3 separate regions of the Homo sapiens genome follow, and all the other regions are linked to region 2. Evidence: read pairs that join two places in POLR2A ChIA-PET (ENCODE). Cell type or tissue: CD4-positive, alpha-beta T cell. All regions are shown on one strand.

What was found. Peaks named below come from ENCODE experiments on the same cell type or tissue, not always from the same donor. Only the 100,000 strongest peaks of a DNase experiment are listed, where the experiment ranks them.
Region 1: POLR2A ChIA-PET joins it to region 2 with 14 read pairs; 6 of 35 experiments call an interaction of 5 or more read pairs at or near these places.
Region 3: POLR2A ChIA-PET joins it to region 2 with 24 read pairs; 5 of 35 experiments call an interaction of 5 or more read pairs at or near these places.

Annotation. Positions count from the first base shown.
Region 1 is chr3:60,062,581-60,066,580 of GRCh38, forward strand. All of the region lies in intron 5 of FHIT (fragile histidine triad diadenosine triphosphatase), which reads right to left. Among named protein-coding and RNA genes, the nearest start is that of MIR548BB, 550 kb to the right of the region's middle. In CD4-positive, alpha-beta T cell, no CTCF peak of the experiment used is centred here; DNase peaks (open chromatin) are centred at 1,831 and 2,431; H3K27ac peaks cover 999 bases.
Region 2 is chr3:60,008,741-60,012,740 of GRCh38, forward strand. It overlaps FHIT (fragile histidine triad diadenosine triphosphatase), which reads right to left. Exons shown (of 10, transcript NM_002012.4): 7 at 2,631-2,660. Among named protein-coding and RNA genes, the nearest start is that of MIR548BB, 610 kb to the right of the region's middle. RefSeq lists a silencer at 2,135-2,344. In CD4-positive, alpha-beta T cell, no CTCF peak of the experiment used is centred here; DNase peaks (open chromatin) are centred at 1,811 and 2,281; H3K4me3 peaks cover 2,512 bases; H3K27ac peaks cover 3,689 bases.
Region 3 is chr3:60,073,144-60,077,143 of GRCh38, forward strand. All of the region lies in intron 5 of FHIT (fragile histidine triad diadenosine triphosphatase), which reads right to left. Among named protein-coding and RNA genes, the nearest start is that of MIR548BB, 540 kb to the right of the region's middle. In CD4-positive, alpha-beta T cell, no CTCF peak of the experiment used is centred here; no DNase peak of the experiment used is centred here; H3K4me3 peaks cover 1,709 bases; H3K27ac peaks cover 1,171 bases.

The DNA.
Region 1 (4,000 bases), 54 kb after region 2:
ACGATCTTTCTTCTACTGAAGTGCTGGATTTATCCTAAGAAGGCATTCTTCTGTTAATCCTTACACCAGAATGCCAGCTAATTAAAACAGAAACAAAAACAAACAGAAACGCTGTTTGAGAAATGTTCTTTGTAAGGGAGATGACCTAACATGAATTTTTGGATGAAATTATAATGGATATGGAGGAGTTTTGTTTTTTTGGTTTGAGAAAGAATCTTCAGGAAAACATATAGAATTTGCAGGAGAGTCATGTTCATTAAACCATCTCAGAGTTAAAGACTGGAGGGAATAGATGTTAATAGCCATAAAGGCCTTGCAGAAAAAGGCAAACCTTCTTTTCCAGTAGGAGAGAAGAAGTGAAAAGGGATGGAGGAGGAGAAGAGTCAACTGAGGAGCAAGAAATGTTCCACAATGAGACCGCTTCACAATATCTCCCAGTTCACAACTAAATTAAAATAATGCCTGGGGAGAAGACTGTTACAGATACATGCAAACAAATTGCACATCCTGTTAAGTAGGGCAAAACAGACACTTGGACAGAGAAACCAGAGGAAGACAAAATTCACAGAGAAGGTGGAGAGAACTTTAACTTCTCATGAACTGTGGAATTGGTAGTTTGAGTACATTATAGTTAGATCTCCATTGAGCAACAAGGTCCCGACTGACATCTGGTCTACAAGATCAACTTTCTGGCAATACGGTAAATTTTTTGACAGTTACTAAATGAGACTGAATATAAGCAAAATAAAAATCATCTTGTGTTTCAAGAAACTGATATACTCCAGATACATCACCATAGCATATGGAGATTTCTTTAACTAGAAAAAATAGTCCATCCAAATTCACATTGGTTGAGGAAGCCAGAACACTGACTTATCCATGTTTACCACAGCTCATCTGCCTTCCCTCCCTTAATAAAAGCAGAGGCCCAGAGTGACTGCCAAACAAAATCTACCTAAAAAACATGCCATTCAATTTTTTTAGAAGGCCATTGAAAGATAAGCAAATTAAATTAAAAGAAAGGAATGAAGAGATTTTCCTTCTGTCTGGTTGTTGAGAGAGAACATTTCTTGCATATCCAGCATTTGGCAATCTCTTAGCAAAATGGCAAATTCACAAACCCTTTAACCCAGCAAATGCATTGCTAAGAATTTGCCCTACAGATATACTTCCAAATAGTATGCCAGAATTTGTGCAAGAATGTCCTTTGTAGTATTGCCCATAAAAACAAACAAAAAAATGGAGAAGAAAACCCATATACCATCCATTGGGTTAAACGCGTTTTGATTTATCAATACAAAACAATATGTACAGCTATTAAGAATAATGAGGTAGGTCTGCTCTTCAAGATATACTATGCTTTGAAACAAGCTAAGTGTGAAGAATGTATATAATATGCCATTTAAGTAAAGATTTTAAAGGCTCCGTGTCGTTTTGTTTAGATGTCAACATGTGCATAATTTCTTTTTCTGAAAAGCTACAGAAGAAACTTCACAATGGTAATATTTGGAGGACAAGAGGCCAGCATGTCAGAGAAGAGAAGGAAAGGAAAGTTTTCATTTTCCTCTTATACCTTTCCTTCCTGCCTGAAGTTATAGGTATGGCTAATTTGATTTAAATCAATAATATTAATGAAACATAAAAGTAAAATAATTACCTAGTAATAATAAAACTATGTTGTTTATAACTCTTATTTGATGTTTGGATTCTCAGAATTTACTTCACTGAACTCCGAAATGGGTGGTATTTTTGAAATTTTTAGCTGCAATGAAAGAACACAGTATAACTGATGCACCCCACCCCCAACCAAACCACCCTCATACCTTGTCCACCACTGCCATCTCTATCTTGCATTTGAAAATATGCAGAGAAGACTCTGTTTCCATGCTACAGACAGTACTTCTAGAATTTTGACCGCATAGTAAACAGTCATTGTATCATCCACACCCTGAATGATGAGGGACAGGGACAGACAGAACCTACCTACCATGTGAGCAGCTCTAGAGCTGTCATAGCTATAGCTGACTCTAGCTCACAAAGCAGACATGAGGAAAAGCAAAGTTTGCATGTGCACATACACACAACACAAGCACACTGAGAATGAAGGAGAACAATGTGAGACTATACTGGTCAAAGAGTATTTAGGATCTGCCAAATAATCCAGTTTTGTTTGTATTTTCATTTACATCCCTTTCACCTTAACCATTTTCACAGTTATCAACTCTCTAATACACTGACACATGCTGTGTTAGGCACTTCGCAAGTATTATCTCATTTACTTCTCATTTAAAATGCCATTGGTTAATATCATAATCTTCCCATTGCATATGAAGAAATTGACACTTAAAGATATAACACTTACCCTACTCAAAGTCACACATCTACATCTAGCAAGTGGGAGGTGGCATTCAAACATAAACACAGCTGGCCTCAAAGGCACTATGACTCACTGTATTCATTCCTGATTCAAGTCTCATGCCTTGCCCTGAGACTGTTCTTTAGGACATAAATTGGGCAAAGAGCAATCAACTCACAAAAAGAGAAGACCTTCCAGACCAAAACTAGGAAGTTTGGAAAAATGAGAATCATGAAAATATGCGTATTACACATACAGCCAGGTTGAAGAAGACAGAAAGCATTAGAATGTGGAGGAACCTTATGAGCTAGAATGCTTAGTACTTAAAGAAATGTCTTTGGGATCAGCCATGCTCCTGGGATGAATCCTGACCTGGCCATGATCTAACTGTCACCTTAACCATGTCACCGAGAGGCTTAACCTGCACTTACTTCTTTCATCTGTAAAATGGATGGCATAATAGTGCCTGCTTCACAGAGGCATGGTGAGGGTTGAATAAGATCATGCACATTAAGTACCTAGGACCCAGTAACTCTCTGTAATTATGCTGTGTTTGAGATCATAAAGCTCTTAATCATTATAAAAGTACCTGAGAAATTCTGGAATGCTATAACAGGAAAACTTCTGAAAATATAGACTACCCCTAGGCAAGCCCTTTGTTTTACACAGCAAGAAAGTGAGACCTAATCAGTTAGAGGCAAGATGCTTCTCAAGTCAGTCTATTGAGTTTTTATTTTGCACTGAATTACACATCTACAGAGCTTCCTGTAGCAGGAAACTCTGCTCAGTTTGCCCATTGCTCATTCCTAACACCTTTTTCTCCTGCCTGTTCCCATCCCATGGCCAACTACTCATTCTCTCAGACCATCTTGAAGCCAGTGAAAATCTGCTGGGGAATACTCGGGGGAAGCATATGATTTTCCAGTAGCAACACTGCTGCTGCCACCTCTCTCCCTTTCTTCCTACCGTGAATTTGATCATGGTTCCAGGAAATAGGGTGGCCATCTTGCAAATAGGCAGATTAAAACAATCACTAAGACACTGCCTACCTCCAGGAGGTCTTCTTGTTACCAAAGAAAATACACCCCTATTTTTTTAAGCAACTGTTAAAGGCAGGGTTTCTGTTACATGCAGCTGAACTCATTCCCAGAAAATGATAGAAGTCCTTTTTCCATGGACATTGACACAGTCTAGGATGGGATGGTGGGGATAGTACAGGGTACTCACCAGCTGTTGGAGGGAAATCCCCAGGTTGTGAGAGCTCTTTTATTTAAAAAAAAATTAAAATGTAAGTCAAACTCAGGCTTAGTTTTGAAGTTCATTTCTCACCTTGTTCTCATTTTTATCTTGATACTCCGAATGAATTTCCCAACGATATCTAAGAGCTTCCCATTCCCAGGCTGGTCCAGTGATTTTTAGTGAAATTAGGTTTTATTGAAAGTGAGTTGATTTTTACTTATTAATGTTCTGCTAATTAGAGCACTTTGTCAATATCTCCATGCATGCATTATATTCTCATGTCCACAGCATGTGTTTAGAAATATGTGGATAACAAGATGGAGAGTTAGACTGTTCTGGCCCTAATGACCTCCCGCCCTCTCAAAACGCCAACATAACTTCTGGTCACGTAATCATGGGCCACCT
Region 2 (4,000 bases):
TCCAAAATATGAAATGCTCAGAGGCTTGAATTGTAGTATTCACAACTGGACAGCTGAATATTAAAGATGCTGCTTTGTCCCCTAGAGGGGCTGGCTACTGCAAGACTGGCTTCCAGGGGTCATAATTATGTGGCCATTGCCACTCAATATTTTATCATCATACAATACTGAGGCTGGCAAATATCTATCACGGGATGTGCTTGTTAATAATGAAGATTCCCAAGCCCCAGTCACAGTATTCTAAATAAGTAGATTTGGAATAAGAACTGAGAATCAACTTTTTGTTGTTGTTAACTGATACCAAAGTTAATTTTCATGCAGGTGATACAAAGATCGCATTTTGAAAAGCAGATTCAACAACTTTAGATATGGATACTTTGTCTAAAAGGACAGCTTTGGAACCTTCATTGTTCTCTGGGATTTTATGTGTGTGTGTGTGTGTGTGTGTGTGTGTGTGTGTGTGTGTGTGTGTGTGTGTGTGTGTGTGTGTATGGTGGTTTTCTTATAACCACCATATTCTACAAACGAGTCAAGATATCCCCATTATTTCATATCAGGAAACTTCTGTGATCAGGTTGGAAACAACTGAAAGATGTGCAAAACAGCATAACCTGCTGATTTAAAAAACAGAATCGTTTTAAAAAGTTCAACTTAAGCTAAATAATCAGGGTGATGATAACAATAACCACATTCAACAATTCATATATAAGTACTATATGTTAAGAATTAGTCCATCATCATCACCATCAAAGGTAACAAAAACATTACACATTTTGGCCAGATAATTGGGACATCAAAAAGTAATTACTATTGGAGTTACACAATCTGTAGCCATAGTTATCAGCCCAGCTAGGCTCACTGCTTATTTGTTTTGTGTGTGTGTGTTTATTATTTTTAGTCAAGAGATAATTCAAATATGATAAAATTCACCATTTTAAAACGTACAATTCAGTGGCTTTATTATATTCACAATGTTGCACAACCATCACCACTAAGTCCACAACGTTTTCATTACCCTAAAAGAACCTGTATCCATTAGGAATCATTCCCCATTCCTTCCTTGTCCCAGTCCCTGGCAACCACTAATCTACTTTCTATCTCTATTCAGAGCCTGTTGCATAGCAAATATTTTCTATCCCGCTTTAGAATGGCTAAATGAAATTTTGAGATCATATAACCTATCTATTCATATAAGTTTTAGCTATGCTTACTATGCACCTATTATCATTCTGTGCATCCCACTTAATACAGTTTGTGCATTCCCCCATGTCACTAGCTATGCCTCTACAGTATCGCTTTCAATGGCTGAAGGAATTCCATCAAATAGATATTGCATAGTGCATCTAACTAATCCGGTATAGTTGGAATTTACATTTGAATACTGAGTTTTAAAAAATCTTGGAACCAAGTTTAAACATTTGTGTTTTGCATTTCAAGAAGTGATTTCAAAAAGAAGCCACAGGTATTAAATCCTTTCTTTGCATCCGTATATTTAGAGCCTCACATGGAGGTGAGACAGTGGGACAGAGGAAAGCTGAAAGCCTCTGTGTCTATCACCATACCCTGTGTGTAGAGCAATTAGGAGGCTAGCCCTTTTTTATGATAAGGAATTTGGTAGCCCATATGGTGGCAGTCCCTACATAAACTTTCACTGCTTAGAAGTATTTCCCAGAGATTGTATTTTAAAAGTCCCAGAATAGCTGTGTTAAAGACAAAAGTAAAGTAAGATCAAAAGGGAACTTACGTTTATTTGGCATTGTTTGTGTGGGCAGCACCTTATCCACTCACAGCTAGTCTTCGAAGCATTAAACTTTATTTCAACAAAGTGTAACATTAACATCCCAGCCTGACTTGCTTCTGACTTCTAGCACCAAAAATAGAGCCTTTTCTATGACTTAGGTGCAGAATCTACCCGTATAGGAATTAGCATTTGTATGAAAAGAGCTGAAACCCAGCTTCTGAATCAGCCAGGATTTTATTATTTTATTTTTACTACAGAAGCAGAGACTATCCTAATAAATCCTCCTTTCTTCTCCTAGCACACTTAAAAACCCATCTTTGAGCTCCACTGACTCCATTAGGTTTGAACTTTGGTATTAAGTACACAGGGAGGAAAAGAGTAGGTGTGGGGGTGACGAGAAGGAGAACAGAGAGAAGCACAGGAGAACAGAAAGGAAGGGAGGCAGCTTGATGCTACTGCTGCGGTTATTGCTTCACTCAAAAACAATGAAGCAAAAGCAGACTATGTCAAGAAGCAAAGGTGTGTCAAAGACACCCCAGGCTTAACATGGGGCTGCACAAACCCACAGGAAGCTCACATGCTATTTCCTAGACACTCTCTCACATGAACCACTTTGACTTATGTTTCCGGACTCCTTGATTTAGTTTCTGTTTTAGCGTTTGCACAATAATAATTTTACTACTAAAAGTAAATGTCTTGTAAACCAATGGGAAACATATTGTTTGGCAGAGTTTATAATGTCAGGATTTACGGCTCTAACACTGAGGGTCTCTCTGACCTCGAAGATAACATAATGAAACAGCAATGTGCTGCATATGACTCGTTGTGATTTTTTATTAGTTCTCATAATCGCCTCTTATTAATTTGTATGCACATAATAAGCACTCACCTTCACAGTCTGTCCGGCTTCGGGGCCATCCTAGAAGTAGGAAAAAACCAACAGAGGTGAGAATAGATAGATGGTATCTCCTGCTTATTCAGAAATATCACCCATTAATAATTTAGATGCAATTTCATTGTGTGTTAATTTATAGTATTCTCATGGGGACCATTGGCTTCAAATGTGCGGGATTAGACAGTTCTCCATTTCCGCCTGAGAGTAAGTGCGAAGTTATGTATAAAAATGATATAAATTATCCAGCAAGCCAACTCCTTGCTACTTTTCATGCTCTTTGCTCTAGGCTATGGTTTTAATTGCATTAAAGGAAGGCTGAAAATGTTTGGGGAGGTGAAGTATCACACCTTCTGGTTATGTTTAGAGGTGGTTTAATTAATGTCTGATTACTTTAAGCTTCTACTCAGGAAATCTGCTATAAACATAAGCCATTAAGGAAGAATATGGGGTATTTCATATGGGAAGAGTCCTCTGGCTATTCTGACCTTGTGGGAGACAAATGGTAGTGTTCATTGTAGCTGGACCCTTTTCCCAAACTGGTTCCCTTTCTCTGTTTCTGAAGCTTAGTTGGAAATGGGCAAACTCACCAAGTCACCAGCCATAATATAAAGCAAAAGCAGATACTCAGCTGGTTGAGATGGCCAAACAAAGCAATGGCTCCACAATCAGAAATTCCAAAATAGAATTTCACCTCTGCAACTTTAGCCAGGTTTGTCTACCTCTATGAGCCTGACTAACGGGGTGAGAACTCCCGCCGTAAGGATTAAGCATAACTGTGTATATCAGGGATTTTCAAACTTAGAGTCACAATCCATTAGTGGGTCATGAAGTCAACTTAATGGGTTGCAATCAGCATTACAAACAATGTAAATCAGGTGTTTTTTTTGTTGTTTTTTTTTTTTTTTTTTTTGAGAAAGGGTCTTACTCAGTTGTCCAGGCCAGAGTATGGTGGCATGATGGCGGCTCACTGCACCCTTGACCTCCTGGACTCAAGTGATTCTCCTGCCTCAGCCTCCTGAGTAACTGGGACTACAGGCATGCACCATCATGCCTGGCTAATTTTTGTATTTTTCTTAGGGACAGGGTTTTGCCATGTTGCCCAAGCTGATCTCAAACTCCTGAGCTCAAGAGAGCTGCCGGTCTTAGCCTCCCAAAGTGCTGGGATTACAGGTGTGAGCCACCACACCCAGCCAGAAATCAGATCTTAATAGAATAAAAACTATTAGACTGCACAGAATGAGTAAACATTGTTTTGTGAAACTCTGGTTTCCTTTATCAATATAGGCATATGCATATATTTCATATATGTGTGTCAGGGGAGACAGGCATGATTTTGAAATAAATATGTATCTTACTGTAGGTTA
Region 3 (4,000 bases), 64 kb after region 2:
GTTAGCAAGTTGCTTGCTAACCATACAGGTAAATATTGTGCCCCCATATGATGTTTAAAAATAAGGTCCCTTGAGCATATTAAGTAGTAGAGATGGTTGACTCAAGATTCAAGAGTTTCCTGACCCCTTTAATATGTCACATTTTAAGTCTGTATATAACAAAACTATTGGGAAAGGGGATTGCCTTACTCACTCACCTTGCCTTATCATCTTACAAAATATCTTATATTAAAAGAGAGAAAAGGATGACAGCTCTGTATCTATCACCTATTACTCATTATCCTGGGACAACAAACAGCCCCAGAATCTTTCTTTAATGAATATAGGCTCTCATAGTACATGCTTATGTTCGTCTCACGTTTGCTCTCTCTCATTTCAAAACCCTATTTCTCTTCTGCCCTTTATGTCTTCAAAAGAGACGCTGATATTAATTACCTTGCTTCTCTAACCCCTCATCGTTTTCAGCCCCAAACAATCAGCTTCCTGCTTTTAATCTTCTACCAAATCTATTTTCTCATGATCTACCGAAGTCACCCTACTAAGTAAGTGTTTCTGGAAAGGTATTTTCAGTGCCCATTTCCCTTGACCAACCTGTGGCCCTTGACTCACTGGAAAAAATCACTCCACTCCTGCCCTTTGTAATATTATTCTCAGCTGGAATTCTAGCCTCTGTCCTGCAACCTCCAGCTTGATTTTACAATATAAACACTGCTACTTCCTAACAAGTTCACCAGATATACGAAATAACCCTGTATTTCCCACTGAAGTAAATTAGATTGTTGTTCAGTAAATATTCACTCTCTCTTTACTTCTTATTCCTGAGAGGAGTATACTGTCACATTCCTTTGATATCAGACTTGATTTGGCTTAAGACATGTGAATGGAGCAGGGGCTTAAAATGTCATGTGCATTCCTGTCTTTCACTATGAGAAGCAGATGTCTTAGTTTTTTGCTGGGTCTTGGAGGGTGACAGACACATGGACTTAACTCACACCCTATAGTCAAAACAAGCCAAGCTGGCCCACAGACACAAGAATCAGAGTAAATGACTCTTATTTCAATCCACCAAGTACTGGGGACAGTTTGGTACACATGAGTTTTATGAAACAGTTAACTGATGCACCCATACAAATGTTAAACCTTTGTTCACTGGAACAAAGGTTGGAAGTTTTCTCCAACCTTTGTTGGATGGAAATTTTCTCTTGTTCCTCTACTTCTATGGTATTACCTCTCCCATGCCACTTCTCTAACTTCATGTCCTGTATTCTCTCCCTTATTATGTTTTAAACTCCTTTGAAGAGCAAAGCATCAAAAGTTCTTATCCCTAGACAGACACAAATTAAAATTTGCTTATTCATTCATTCATTCATTCATTCAGCAAATGTGTGGATTTTAGAAATGAGTTTCTGTCTCAAAGGTATTTAATACAACACCTGGCTCAGCTTCATGGACTAGAGACACATTATCACTGAGGTCACGTTGTTACTGTTTTTGCTACTCCTGCTAACTGTTCCAAAGGGGAAAAAAAAACAACATGCACTTTAAAAGCATGATGTTCTTGTTGGCAGAAATTACAATAGTTTCTTCTCTTGGTGTTTACTCCCCCAACACTTTCCTCAGCTCTTTATTTCTGATATTCAATTACCCTTTTTCTGCCTGGCTTTTCTCACTTTCCCAGAAGACTTACCCTGGGAAACTTTACTGTTTTCACTGGTGTACATTTGCACTAGTTGGTTTAATTACCAAGTGAATCTACAGCCTCTCAGAACATTTGACACGTCTCCCTTTCACTGGATCCAAGACATGAAGCAATGAAAACGAATGGGTGAATGTTACAGCAAACTCAACCAAAATTTATTTTGCCTGGATTCAAGGATTAGGCTAACATGCTAGCCAGTTTCTGCCCCCCTAAAATGTCACCCTCTGGAATGACAAAAACCTTAATAAGATTTGGAACCAAAGTTCCTATGACCAGAAACTGCTCAACATATATGCGTCACACACAGGAAATAAAGGCACATTTTAAACTAGAGCTGCTGGGTCATCTTTAAAATAGCAGACTGCCTGTCAGGAGAACCAATGGAATAATCAATCACTCAATTTAAAGTGGGGAGCTCCTTTAAAATGCTAGGGTGATGGGGTATGGGCACAAAGTGAATAGCTGTGACAGTACAGTTCCTCAGCCAAGATCCACGAATGTAAGCACCAGTGGGAAGAGCACTAGACCAAGAGGCTCAAAAATATACTGTGACCTTCAACTAGTCACTTAACAAGTGCTCATTGTATCATTTAAAAAATAATACAATAGAACTCCATGAATCCAATTAAATTTAATTCCATATTATTCGAGTGTTTGTTTAAAATGATATTTCTCAAAGCAATGGTCAAATGAGTTTGGAAATCAGTAGATTAAAGAAGGTTAAGCAGGTTTCTGTTCCATGCAACTTCTCAGTAACTTTAATAGTCTACTGTGCACCGTGAAGCTCTCAGACCTGGTGGATGTGGTATGGAACATTCCCCAGACTAATAGGAATCAAAGATCCTGTTTGTTTACCATGGACAGCCTTGTAGAACTCCTATTCTCTATAATACATGGCCATCAATTATAGAAGACACAGAGATACTAAAGAGAATAGTTTTCTTGGGTCCTGGTCCTGAGGCCTGGCATTCTCATGAAGCTGAGTTTATGCCCTCCCCTGTGATTTATGCCATACCTCTGAATCCTTATAATGATGTCCCTTTTTGATCTTAAGATGGCTTTAACTGGTAACTATCATTTGTAAGCAAAAGTACCTTATTAAACAAGAAAAACAGCTACGTGTGAGTTCTGAGTAAATATTGCTAATTTATGTCTATCTGCAATTGTTACTTGGGCTGAAACAAAAGTTCCAGGTAAGTATGATAGTCATTTTGCCAGAGGAGCCTCAATAATCCCTGAGCTGAAATACTTTCATACATCAAGACGTAATCATCTAATATTAGGAAAGCCATTAAGAAATACAATTACTACTGGAAATGAAGACCTTTTACAGGAGAACAGACATGATGGTTTTCCTTAAAAGCTCTTCCCTTTTCCACATCCACTTTCTTCTACTTTAAAATGAAAGTGACTTCATTTTCAAGTGACCTTTTATAAAGTCCAAACATCAAGTGTCGTAAATATTCTAAGTATTCAGAATGAGGTCCAGTACTGTAATATTAAGTTGGATATGCCAGAAACTCAGAAAAGCCTATTTCTCTTTAAATAGCCAACTTATAAAATTATTCATATTGTCTTCCTGGATTCCCATTATGTTCCTCGTGCAAGAAAGTGAAAGTGTTTTATACAAGCCACACTGTGGGGTAATATGGCCAAACTAAGAGCTTTCAGAAGGATTCTTCTCTTATTCTCTACTTCTGCTTCTGCTGCTGCTGCTTTTTTTAAACAAATGAGATCAGAGGCATACTGTGATTAGCAATGCATGTTTATGTAGTGAGACACCAGATTAGAAATGATTATTATCATGTCACCTAACAGAGTGATAATAATGGTACTCTGAGATGGTACAGCTCAGCTGTTGAGGATTCCTACTACAATAATTATTTTAAAATTAATTTTGAAGAGAAAAAGGAAAGAAAGAAAGATGATTGAAACCATTAAAGCAATCCTGATAAATAAGAAAAAAAAACCCAAACACTATGTTTTATTCCTAAGGCAAGCACAAAAAATAAAATAATCACCAAAGTGAGACACGACTGACTGAAAGGTAAAAGGAACATTCATTTTCCCCATCCAAGGAAAACAATAACTGAAAACAATTTAAGGCAAAAAGTTAAGCTTCTATTCTGAGCAAAGGAGAGTTGGACTGTATTTATGTGCTAATAATCTATTTATAAGAAATAACTGATTAAATAAGATAGATAAAACTTAGTAGACAGAAATATATTTTTTTCATAGCAAACAAAGCAATCAAAAGAGAAGTGTTGCTGAAAATATTGACAATTAAAAATCATTCAAGGA